Regions from separate parts of the Homo sapiens genome. Here region 1 is linked to region 2. A link is a contact called in ENCODE Hi-C or POLR2A ChIA-PET data. All regions are on one chromosome and are shown on one strand. The core of a region is the stretch at or near the end of the contact, and the rest is flanking DNA. Distances in the headings are between cores, read along the strand shown.

The links. Hi-C counts contacts between places; a loop is a spot of excess contacts on that map. ChIA-PET counts read pairs that join two places held with the same protein, here RNA polymerase II (POLR2A). Pooled maps may share reads with other maps.
Region 1: a pooled map shows a loop between it and region 2 (6-fold over the local background). The contact joins the promoter of OAS2 here to the promoter of MAPKAPK5 in region 2. A Hi-C loop is called at or near these places in 7 of 50 pooled maps. POLR2A ChIA-PET finds 5 or more read pairs at or near these places in 2 of 52 experiments (activated CD4-positive, alpha-beta memory T cell and activated naive CD4-positive, alpha-beta T cell).

Annotation. Positions count from the first base shown.
Region 1 is chr12:112,975,029-112,980,882 of GRCh38, reverse strand. It overlaps OAS2 (2'-5'-oligoadenylate synthetase 2), which reads right to left and starts at 2,364. Exons shown (of 10, transcript NM_002535.3): 1 at 2,098-2,364. The coding sequence starts at 2,274. RefSeq lists enhancers at 1,200-1,349, 1,460-1,539, 1,710-1,789, 2,010-2,819.
Region 2 is chr12:111,839,400-111,844,526 of GRCh38, reverse strand. MAPKAPK5 (MAPK activated protein kinase 5) reads right to left here and starts at 2,299. Exons shown (of 14, transcript NM_003668.4): 1 at 1,758-2,299. The coding sequence starts at 1,793. It overlaps MAPKAPK5-AS1 (MAPKAPK5 antisense RNA 1), which reads left to right and starts at 1,522. Exons shown (of 2, transcript NR_015404.2): 1 at 1,522-3,200; 2 at 4,050-4,760. RefSeq lists silencers at 1-122, 1,804-2,153, 2,234-2,413 and enhancers at 1,614-1,713, 2,444-2,723.

The DNA of each region.
Region 1 (5,854 bases), core at 1,115-3,614, 1.1 Mb before region 2:
AATAAACGCTAGCAAGGATTTGGAGTAAAGGGAATCTTACACACTGTTGGTGGGAATGTAAATTAGCACAGTCATTACGGAAAACAGTATGGAGGTTTCTAAAAAAAATAAAAATGGCACTGCCATTCAATCCAGCAATCCCACTACTAGGTATTTATCCAAAAAAGGGATAACTGCACCCTCATGTTTATTGCAGCACTATTCACAAAAGCCAAGATATGGAATCAACCAACGTATCCATCAGCAGCTGAATGGATAAAGACAATGTAGTATATATACACAATAGAATACTATTCAGACACAAAAAGAATGGAATTCTGTCATTTGCAGCAATGTGCATGGAACTAGAGGTCATTATGTTAAATGAAATAAGTCAGGCATAGAAAGACAATATTGCATGTGTTTATGTGGAAGTTAAAAAAAGTTGATCTCATGGAGGTAGAGAGTAGGATCATAGTTACCAGAGGCTGGGAAGTAGAGGAGGAAATGAAGAGAAGTTGGTTAATGGATACAAACATACAGTTAGATAGAAGGGATAAATTCTAGTGTTTGATAGCACAATGGGGTGACTATAGTTAACAATAATTTATTATATATTTCAAAATAGTTAGAAGAGAAGATCTGAACTGTTCTCAACACAAATAAATGATCAATGTTTGAGGTGATGGATATCCTAACTACCCTGATCATTTCACATTGTATCCATGTGTCCAAATATCACATGTACCCCATATAAATATGCACAATTATGTAAAAATAAAAAAACACAGTAGAATGGACAAATGTGGAATATTCACATAATGGAATTGACACAACAATGAAAAGATAAACAACTGTACCCCACAACATAAATTTCATAAACATCATAGGTCAGAGAAACCACGCACTAAAGCACACAGAGCCCATGATGCCATTTATGTAGGGTTCACCCATGCATCCTGGTTTACATTCCCAGCTTTCACACCAAGAGTCCCACATCCCAGGAAACACCCCAATCTTGGATGAACTGGGATAGTTGGTCACCCTATAATTGTAAAACGTTTAAAAACAGGCAAAACGTGTCTATGCTGTTAGAAGTCAGGAGATTGCCTACCTGGGTTTGGAGGTGCTGACTGGATCGGGGGCCCAGGGCTCTGGGGGGCTGAGAATGTTTTGTTTCTGGATCTGGGTGGGGGTTACACAGTTACATTGTTTGTGGCTACCTATCAAGCTGGACACTTTGATCTGGGCACTTTTTCTGTTTTACTTCCATGAGGAAAAAAAAATTGAGAGGCAGGATAGTGTAGTGGTTAAACATGCATGCCCTCAAGCCAATTACCCAGGCTTAAAATCCCAGTTCTGACAATAGCTATTAACCAAACTTGCCTTAGCTTGCTGGCCTGGGCCAGGGCTGGGGACACCACGTGTCTAGATTTCTTTATTGAGGCACTAGCGGATGTGTGCAAGGGGTAGAGACCAAAAAGTGTGGCAGCAGCAGAGAAGGGACGTCAGCAGCTCAGGAGGCTAAGAGGATAGTATTGGGCCATCAGGACCCCCACGCCCCCAATTCTAGGGTCCTGGCATCTCCCCAGTCCCCCTTCCTCCCCAGAGGTCCAGAATTTTCAGCCTCAGTCCTGAGATTTGTGTCCACAAAACCAAATATTTCTAACTGATAAAAGCCACTCCTTCTTGCTGCGGAGAAACCACAAGGCAACCTGGGTAGTTTGAACAAAGTTCTCTAGCCTCCCTAAGTTTACTCCTCTGTACTGTGGAGAGGATAGAAGAAAATCGCAGTGAGTAATCACAGTGAATTCACTGAGCACTGCCAGTCTTTTGCTAAGAACATGATGTGCTCAAGCCTTACGATACTCTGAAGTGGGTATTATGCCTCTCCCCATTTTACAGAGTCAGAGACTGAGGCACAGAGAGGTTAAGTAGCCTGCCCAGTGTCACACAGCTCTGGAGCAAGCGCCTGCTCCAGAGCCTGAGACTCCTACACCACATCCCACCCAAGTGTGGGCCTCGCACATAATAGGCACCCAGCACCCAGTAGCTCGGCCTTGCTGCCGCCGTGGAATCTCCTGCCTCCCAGAGACCCAACCTCAGCCCTGGACTCACTATGGCCACTCCCTGCACCAGGGGGAACTGTTCGGGTTCCTGCAGGACGTCACAGATGGTGTTCACCATCTCGTCGATCAGTGTCTGACATTCTTCGTAGGGCTTCAGGTATTCCTGGATAAACCAACCCAGCTTCTGAGCAGGCACCGAGGACAGCTGGGACTCCCCATTTCCCATTGCTCTCAGCTGGCTGCCGGCAAGACAGTGAATGGTAGGATGGGAGGCAGAGGAATTCTTGCTGCTGCCCAGAGCCAGGAAACTGAAACTGAAGTCTAGAGGCCTCTCTCCACCCACTGCAGCGAGCTTACCAACTCTTGTATCCGGGACAGGGAAACAAAACTAACTTAAGCTCAGAGGCTCTGCCCTGCCCCTTGCAGTGAGTTTACCAACTCCTGCATCCGGGGCAGGGAAACCAAAACTAACTTAAGCTCAAATGCTCTTCCCCGCCCCTTGCAGCAAGGTTTACTGACTCCTGCACCCCAGCAGGGAAACCAAAACTGACTCAAGCTCAGAGGCTTTCCCTGTCCCCGGCAGCGTGGTGACCAGCCCTTCAGGGGCTCCCCAAAACTTGAGGTTAACTAAACAGCCTCTAGAACCCCATTGTGAGGGCTTCATACCTGCTAGATGTCTGTCCTTGAGCACATCGCCTGCCCTCTTCGCGCCTCAATTCCCCCATCTGTAAGCTGGGGGAAAATGGCAGCTCTCTCGTAGGATTAGCTTGATGATTAAATAATACCTGCAAAGTGCTTAGAAGCAGGGGCGCACAGGTCATCTTTTGAGGCTCTGTCCCTTTCCCCCTGTTCTCAGTGGCCAGGGAACTCACATTCAGGGAAAGCGGCAGAGAGGAAAAAGAGACCCAGAGAGGGAACTGACTTGCTCAGGGACACACAGCAAAGCAGGGACCTAGCTGGACTCAGGTTTTGGTCTGCTTCTGGGTAAACACAGGCCCCCGTGTGGTCAGCGGGTGGGAACCTCTGTGTGTCCAGTTTCTCAGCACACTTGTGGACAGCCGAGGGACCGTATGAGGCACTTGTCCAGCCTCGCAAGGGCAAGAAAACACACCCCAAGTGTGTGAGCCAGAAAGGAGACAGACATGCAACTCCTGTGCCCAGAGCTTTGAAAACAAAACTCGCAGAGGACTCCCAGCCAGCTGCCTTGGCCCAGCAATAATAATTCACAGAGAAGGCAAAAATCTCCAAGATGTAGTGGGGGACCAGGGCCCTTCCATACTGGGATGGTTAATTTTATGTGTCAAGTTGGCTGAGCCCAGGTACCCAGATATTTGGTCAAACATTATCCTAGATCTTTTTGTGAAGGTATTTTTTAAAGATAAGATTAACATTTACATTGGTAGACTTTTTTTTTGAGTAAAGTGGATTATCATCTGTAAGGTGGTGGGCCTGATTCAATCAGTTGAAGGCCTTAATAGACTAAAGACTGAGCTCCCCCAAGGAAGAGGGAATTCGGCTGCAGTGCCTTGGCCTCCACTTGCAGCAGCAACTCCTTCCTGGGTCTCCCACCTGCCAGTCTACCCTGCCGATTTTGGATTTGCCAGCCTCCACAATCACATGAGCCAATTCCTTAAAATAAATACCTCAAAATAAATATAAATACCCTGTTAGTTCTGGAAAAACCTCGATTAATGCACATGCTCATTAAGGGCCTTTCCTGCCCTTATCCAACTTTTACTGCAACACCGAGAGGTAGGCAGGCTGGGCAGGCGTAGTCCTAAGGTTCCTTTTTCAGATGAGAACATGGAGGCTCACAAAGGTGGAAACATTTGCCCGTGATCACACAGCTAGGAAGTTGTCAGGCTAGGTTCTCACACTAACACACTGCCTGACTCCAAAGCCTGTGCTTTATTTGTTATTTAAAAAAACACTTTATTTTGAAGTAATTTGAAATGCTGAGAAAATTTACAAGATGCACACAAAGAACTTCCTTAGACTTTTTAGCCATTATATTTTTTACCACATTTGCCCCTCATTTTCTTGCTATTTATACATTTTAGGAGGTTTTTGTTTTGTTTTGTTTTTGAGACAGAGTCTCACTCTGTCACCCAGGCTGGAGTGCAGTGGCGTGATTATAGCTCACTGTAGCCTCACCCTCCCAAGCTCAAGCAATCTTCCTACTTCAGCCTCCTGAGTAGCTGGGACTATAGGCATGCACCACCATGCCTGGCTAAATTTTTAAAATTTTTTGGTAGAAATGGGGGTCATGATGTCACCATGTTGCCCAGGCTGGGCTCGAACTCCTGGCCTCAAGCGATCTTCCCACCTCAGCCACCCAAAGTGCTGGGATTACAGACCTGAGCCACCACGCCCAGCCCTTCATGAGTATTTTTATTCCTGAACCATTTGAATGCATGTTGCATGATTTATGTCCCTTTACTCCTAAATGCTTCAACCTATATCTCCTAAGAGCAAGAATATTGTGTTACAGAAGCACAGAACAATGGTCCAATTCAGACTTTTATCATTGATACAATGCTATCATCTCATAACATATATAATAAATATAATTTTGTATAATTTATATAATATATAATTTATATAACATATATAATAAATATACGTTTATTATATAAATATTGTATAAATATATATTTTGAGACAGACAGAGTCTCACTGTCACCCAGGCTGGAGTGCAGTGGCACAATCTCGGCTCACTGTAGCCTCAACCTCTCAGGCTCAAGCGATTCTTCTGCCTCAGCTTCCTGAGTAGCTGGGACCACAGGCACACACCACCATGTCTGACTAATTTTTGTATTTTTTTGTACAGGTAGGGTCTCACCATGTTGCCCAGGCTGATCTCGAACTCCTGGGCTCAAGTGATCTGCCTGCCTCGGCCTCCCAAAGTGGTAGAATTATAGGTGTAAGCCACTGCATCCAGCCATAAATACATTCTTATATTGAAAAATTTACCAACGATTCCAATACTCTTCTTTATAGCATCCGCACCCCCGCCAACATCTAGGCTCACACATGACATTTAGCTGACGTATGTGACAGACGTGTTTCCTGGGAAGCCCACTAGGAAAGCAATGGTGATGTTTTTACTGGGGGAAGTTTCCTCGGCGTTCATTCTTGAGGTATTTTGATGGCGTAAGTTGAGTAGCTGCCTGCTTGTGGCCCATCTAGTCTGTCCCTATGAACACCAAGATTTAAGGGTCATCTCCATGTTCTGCAGGCCAGCCCCTCCTGGCCAATCCTGGGCCCTACCACTCATGGTGAGCACTGTGTCCCCTAATGGGTGCCATCTCCTGGCCTCTCTTACTCCAGGGTTCCACCATCCCTTTTGCTATCAGTGAGCCTAGCTCCCAAGGGGCCTCACCCACCATCCTGTGATGGCATCTCCTGCAGAGGAGGCTTTCTGAGCTTCTCTGTGATGCTGGCTGGTGTTCTCTTCCTGGTCCATTCCTCGTGGACTTGGTAAAGGGGAATCTTGGCCTTTCCATGGAAGATCGTCGCCTCTGGCTCCCTGGGCCTTATGCAGCCTTCCCAAGCATTGCCACTTCCCTGACCTTTCATCGCATCTGCCACCGTCTCCCCTGGCAATTCTGGCATTTGGATCTCACTTAGCATGGCCTCCTACTTTTTCCCGTCTTCTAGGAGCCCTCCTGGCAGCAAGTTTACACCTTCTCCTGGAGTCCTTGCCTGGGTGTGCAGCCCTGAACTCCCAAAGGACTTCCGAATCAATAAACCCTTTCCTATCTGACCTCACACTGCAGCCCCCTGATCGAGCACCCTCAAGGTTG
Region 2 (5,127 bases), core at 1,050-3,549:
CATATCATGCCTCTGTGCCAATAAAACCCAAACCAAGGCTGGGCGCGGTGGCTCACACCTGTTATCTCAGAACTTTGGGAGGCCGAGGCGGGCAAATCATGACGTCAGGAGATGGAGACCATCCTGGCTAACACAGTGAAACCCCACCTCTACTAAAAATACAAAAAAATTAGCTGGGTGTGGTGGCACGTGCCTGTAGTCCCAGCTACTGGGGAGGCTGAGGCAGGAGAATCACTTGAACCTGGGAGGTGGAGGTTGCAGTGAGCCAAGAGCATCCCACTGCACTCCAGCCTGGATGACAAAGCCAGACTCCGACTCAAAAAAAAAAACAAAACCCAAAACAAAAGAAGGATATGTCAAGGCAGTCTTTTAGAATCTTTATGATTTAAAACCTCGTCTTCCTTGGGCCAGGCACGGTGGCTCACGCCTGTAATCCCACCATTTTGGGAGGCCAAGGCGGGCAGATCACGAGGTCAGGAGATCGAGCCCATCCTGGCTATTACGGTGAAACCCCGTCTCTACTAAAAATACAAACAAAAGAAAAAATTAGCAGGGCGTGGTGGGTGGGCGCCTGTAATCCCAGCTACTCGGGAGGCTGAGGCAGGAGAATGGCGTGAACCCAGGAGGCGGAACTTGCAGTGAGCCAAGATCGGGCCACTGCACTCCAGCCTGGGCGACAGAGTGAGACTCCGTCTCAAAAACAAACAAACAGACAAAAAACCTGGTCTTCCTTAATGTATATGTTATATGTTGATGCCTCCTTTAAAGGGTTAAGTTTCTTTGGAATGACTTGATGATTTTGAGAAACTATATACACCACCTAAAGAATTGGTAGAAATGTAAATTCTTAATCATTACTAGTAACTGTCTTGAAGGGGAAAATAACCCCAAGCTGCCAATAGATGCCTGTCCTTCAAGATAAAATGAAATTATTCAATGCACTGGGCTGACTTAACACTACAAATAAGTAAATAATACATCAAACTTTAAGCGTCAATGTTTAATTTTCATAAGACTAATTTCTTAGCTACAGCTGTCAAGACAGATAACTGGCCCTGAGTGGGCAAAATGTGCCTTTAAAAAAAAAAAAAGTTAAAAACAGGTTTTAGAAAACTTATTTTATTTGTGTAATTTTCGAACACACATTTGCTTTTCTTTTGGTTTAAGTGCAGTTAAGTCACAGGAACTGTTAACTTTTCCTAAGTAAACTCAATGCTTCCTAGGAGAAAGAAGAGGAAAAAGAAAAAGGGGAGAATACACGGAAAAGTGAGGACAACCTATTCCCCAAAGGACAGGTTTTGTACGGCGAACCACCTTTTTCCAACTGCAGATTTCCAGAAGGCTGATTTCAAACAAATCGGGAGGGATGGATAAATTCCAACTCTCCAAGTTCTGTAGACCATCCGGAAGCAAATGCTGGCGGCCTTGGGGAGTGATCGAAACGTGTAGTAGTAGTAGTAGGGCTCTCTTCGTCCCATTCATTGACACTTAATAGTGTCTCCAGGCCACTCACCTCTGTTCCAGCTGAGCACAAATCACACTCACCAGGGAAGCTGGCGGGAGTCGGACACACACCTACACCCACACCCATAACCCTTGGCCCCAGGGCTGTAAAGCGCGATCCACGGAATCCGGGGGAGGCCGAAACCCGGTAGTCGATGGAACCTCTCACTGCAAAATCTCCCTGCTTTTTGAGGCTAGAGCCGAGAAGAACGCCACAGGACAACGCGGGGGAAGAGGGGGCACCTCCCCCTTACCTTGATGGCTTTGTCCATGTCGCTCTCCTCCGACATACTCAGTGGGGCCCCCACAGCCGGGAGAGGCGGAGGCTGCTCAGCAGCCCTGTCCCCGCGCGGCCGAGGGAGCAAAGGGCTCGGCACTCGGGCCCCTGGGCCTCGTGGCGACGGGCAGCAGCCGCCCCTCGGGACCGGTGGGGATGAGGACCCCGGCGCCGGCTCTGCTTCGGCGGGCGGCTCTAGGCTGGCGGCAGCAGCAGCGGCGGAGGCGGCGGCCCCTGGGGACAGGTCTTTGTGCTGGGCCCCACGCGGCCGCCTCCTAGCCTCATCCCCAGCTGGGGAGGCAGGCTCCTGGGGTAGGGCGAGGCGGGGAGGGCCTCGACCCGGGGCGCCGTGCAAGGGCCTCGCGGGGCCGCCGCTTAGACCTGGGCTCGCCAGGTCCTAAAGAAGAGCCTGCGCCTCCGCCTCCGCCGCCTGCACCGCCGCGAAGCCGAAGCCGAAGCCGAAGCAGAGCTCGGCGCCGCTGCTCCCGCCGCCGCCTCAGCGCCACACATCGCCGGGACACCCGCGCCGGGCAGCCCCGCCGGCCGCCCTCACGCACGCGCTGTGCCCCGCGGGAGCTCCAGGCCGCCCCTCCTGCCGCCCAGCTTCGTGACTCCACGGCCCCACGCGCCCCTTGCTGCCTTCCGCTGGGGTTTCCGAGCCGCCCCCGAACCGCGCACCCGACTTGCAGGCGTCCGCCTGGGCCTCCCTAAGACACGCCGCATACAGGACAGGCCCCTGGGCCTTCCGCGGCGATGGCGCTGCGCTAATGACGTCATAGGCCCGGACTCGCGTGAGTGCGCGTGCGTTGGGGCCTCAGCCTTTATCTCCACTCTGCGGAGATTCACGCCTGGAAAACGCTCTTCTGAGAGGATCTGTGGAGGTCAACCCAGGAGAGAGAAGACAGGACTGAAGCACTGAAAGGGTCCTGCCGTTAAGGGCGCAGGATTGTATAGAATATATAATAGCAGTAGCAGCTCTGTTTACGGAGCATTAACCTTACGTGGAGTTATTTCCTGCATTTCCTCCTTTCGTCTTTACAAGGTAGCCGTTTGGCGTCGTGAGGTATGGATGTTCCCATCCCTAATTTGCAAAATAGGTAACTGAGGCTCAGGAGAGCTAGACTAGTTTGTGCACAGCCGAGAAGTGGTCAAGCTAGAATGGGACCCCAGGTTTGTGCTCCCTACTCTCCACCGATAACCTATCAAAGGGCTTTGCAAGAGCTTTTGACTAATCGTCTGTCAATGGTTCTTCATTCACGTATTAATTGCACATCAGTATGTGCCAAATCTACTAGACATTGGAGAAACAGTAGGAACAACACATGGTACCGGCACATGGATCTTTCAGGAAAACGAAGTAGGTAATAAACAGGAAAAAGCCCGAGTCTGATGCTAAGAAGAACATAAACAGGATGCTGAGGTAAGAGAATAACTGGATGTGGGGACTTCTTCGTATTAGATGATTAAGGAAGGAATCTCAGGAGGTAACATTTAAGCTGAGACCCCTGAGGAATGAGAAAGGGCTGGCTATTGGAAATCCAAGGAAAGATTTCTGGGCAGATGGGTAGAAATTTTAAGGTGGAAATAAGCTAAATATGTTCAAGAATCAGCAAGAAGGTCATTGTAGCTGGAGTAGATCGAGTAGGAGGAGACTGATAAAGGGTGAGGTTGGAGGCTGGGCGCGGTGGGTCACGCCTGTAATCCCAGCACTTCGGGAGGCCAAGGCGGGCGGATCACTTGAAGTCAGGAGTTCGAGACCGGCCTGGCCAACATGGCGAAACCCCGTCTCTATTTCAAAAAAAGAAAAAAAAAAGTATAAAAAGGATGAGGTTGGAGATGTGGGCAGGGGCTGCATCATATGTGGCCTTTGGGGGTCATAATCAGGACTTTGGATTTTATTCTAAGCTATTGTAAGGTTTTAAAGTAAAGAGTGATGTGAACAAATTTGTTTTAAAAGATCACTCTGCTTTGTAGAGAATAGAATATAGGAAAGCAAGAATGGAAACAGAGCTATTAGGAGGCTATTGGAGAATAATGCAGATGAGAGATTATTACACTGTCTGAACTAAGGAGGTGGCGGTAAAGGTGTAGAGAAGATGGATTTTTTTTTTTAAACGGTCCCACTGTCTAGAGTGCAGTGGCGTGATCACAGCTCACTGCAACCTAGACCTCCTGGGCTCAGGCGATCCTCCCACCTCAGCATCCTGAGTAGCTGGGACTATAGGCGCATGCCACCATGCCTGGCTAATTTTTCGTATTTTTTTTGTAGAGATTGGGTCTCTCCACATTGCCCCGGCTGCTCTCCAACCCCTGAGTTCAAGTGATTCACCTCCCTTGGCCTCCCAAAGTACTGGGATTACAGGCGTGAGCCACCGTGCCTGGCTGAGAAGATGGATTTAAGACATATTTTGGAGGTAACATTGTCAGGACTTCCTGAAGGATTAGATGTGGAAGGGAAGGATAAGAAACAGACCAAGGATAACTTTCAAATGTATGCTTAAGCAACTGGATGGATAATGATGCCATTGAGTGAGTGAAAAACTTGATGGAAGTGGAAGATTCAGAGTTCATTTCTATCTAGGTTAATTTGAGACATACCAGAGCATAAGTTAAGTAAGTAATTGAATATTGGAGTGGAGACTTATTTGTCTACCGAATTATTGTTTTCTTTGTCGGACATACACCTACACTGCATTCCTCAAAGTAAAATTTAAGTGTGGCTCTGTGCCTATGCTCTCCCCAGCGGAAAGTGACCAGAAGAGGTGTGCAGTTTCCAGGCCTGGCCCATACAGACCTCCAACAGGTGCTCCCCTGTGCTGTTACTCCTTCTGCCAACTGGAAGCAGATGGTGACCAGGCTCTGGAGAAGGCAAGGCCTGAAGATGGGAGATTCCTAAGTGGAGGAGAACTGTGCCTTACTGACCTAAATATCCACTCAGTATTGTTATGTGAGAATAAATAAACTTGTGTTGACCGTTTACTTACTTTGAGTCTTTTGTTCTAGCAGCTTTGCCTATGCTACCTAATATGAATAAGAGCAATGATCCCGCGATGAACTTTGGGAGAAAATTTTTAAATGACTTCAGTTGACATCTGTAACAGGAAATATTCGTGCAAAAGTAATTGTGGTTTTTGCCATTTAAAAATAATGGCAAAAACTGCAGTCATTTTTGCACTAACCTATAGAAGATGCCTTGGATTTATTCATTCATTTCATCCAGTAAGAATTTCTCTCTGCCAGGCTCTATGTCTTGTAATAGAGATGCAGAGATGATGTCGTATAATAGAGATGCAGCAATGAAGAGACAAGGTCCCTGCTCTCAAGCAGCTTTTAGTCTAGCTGTTCAA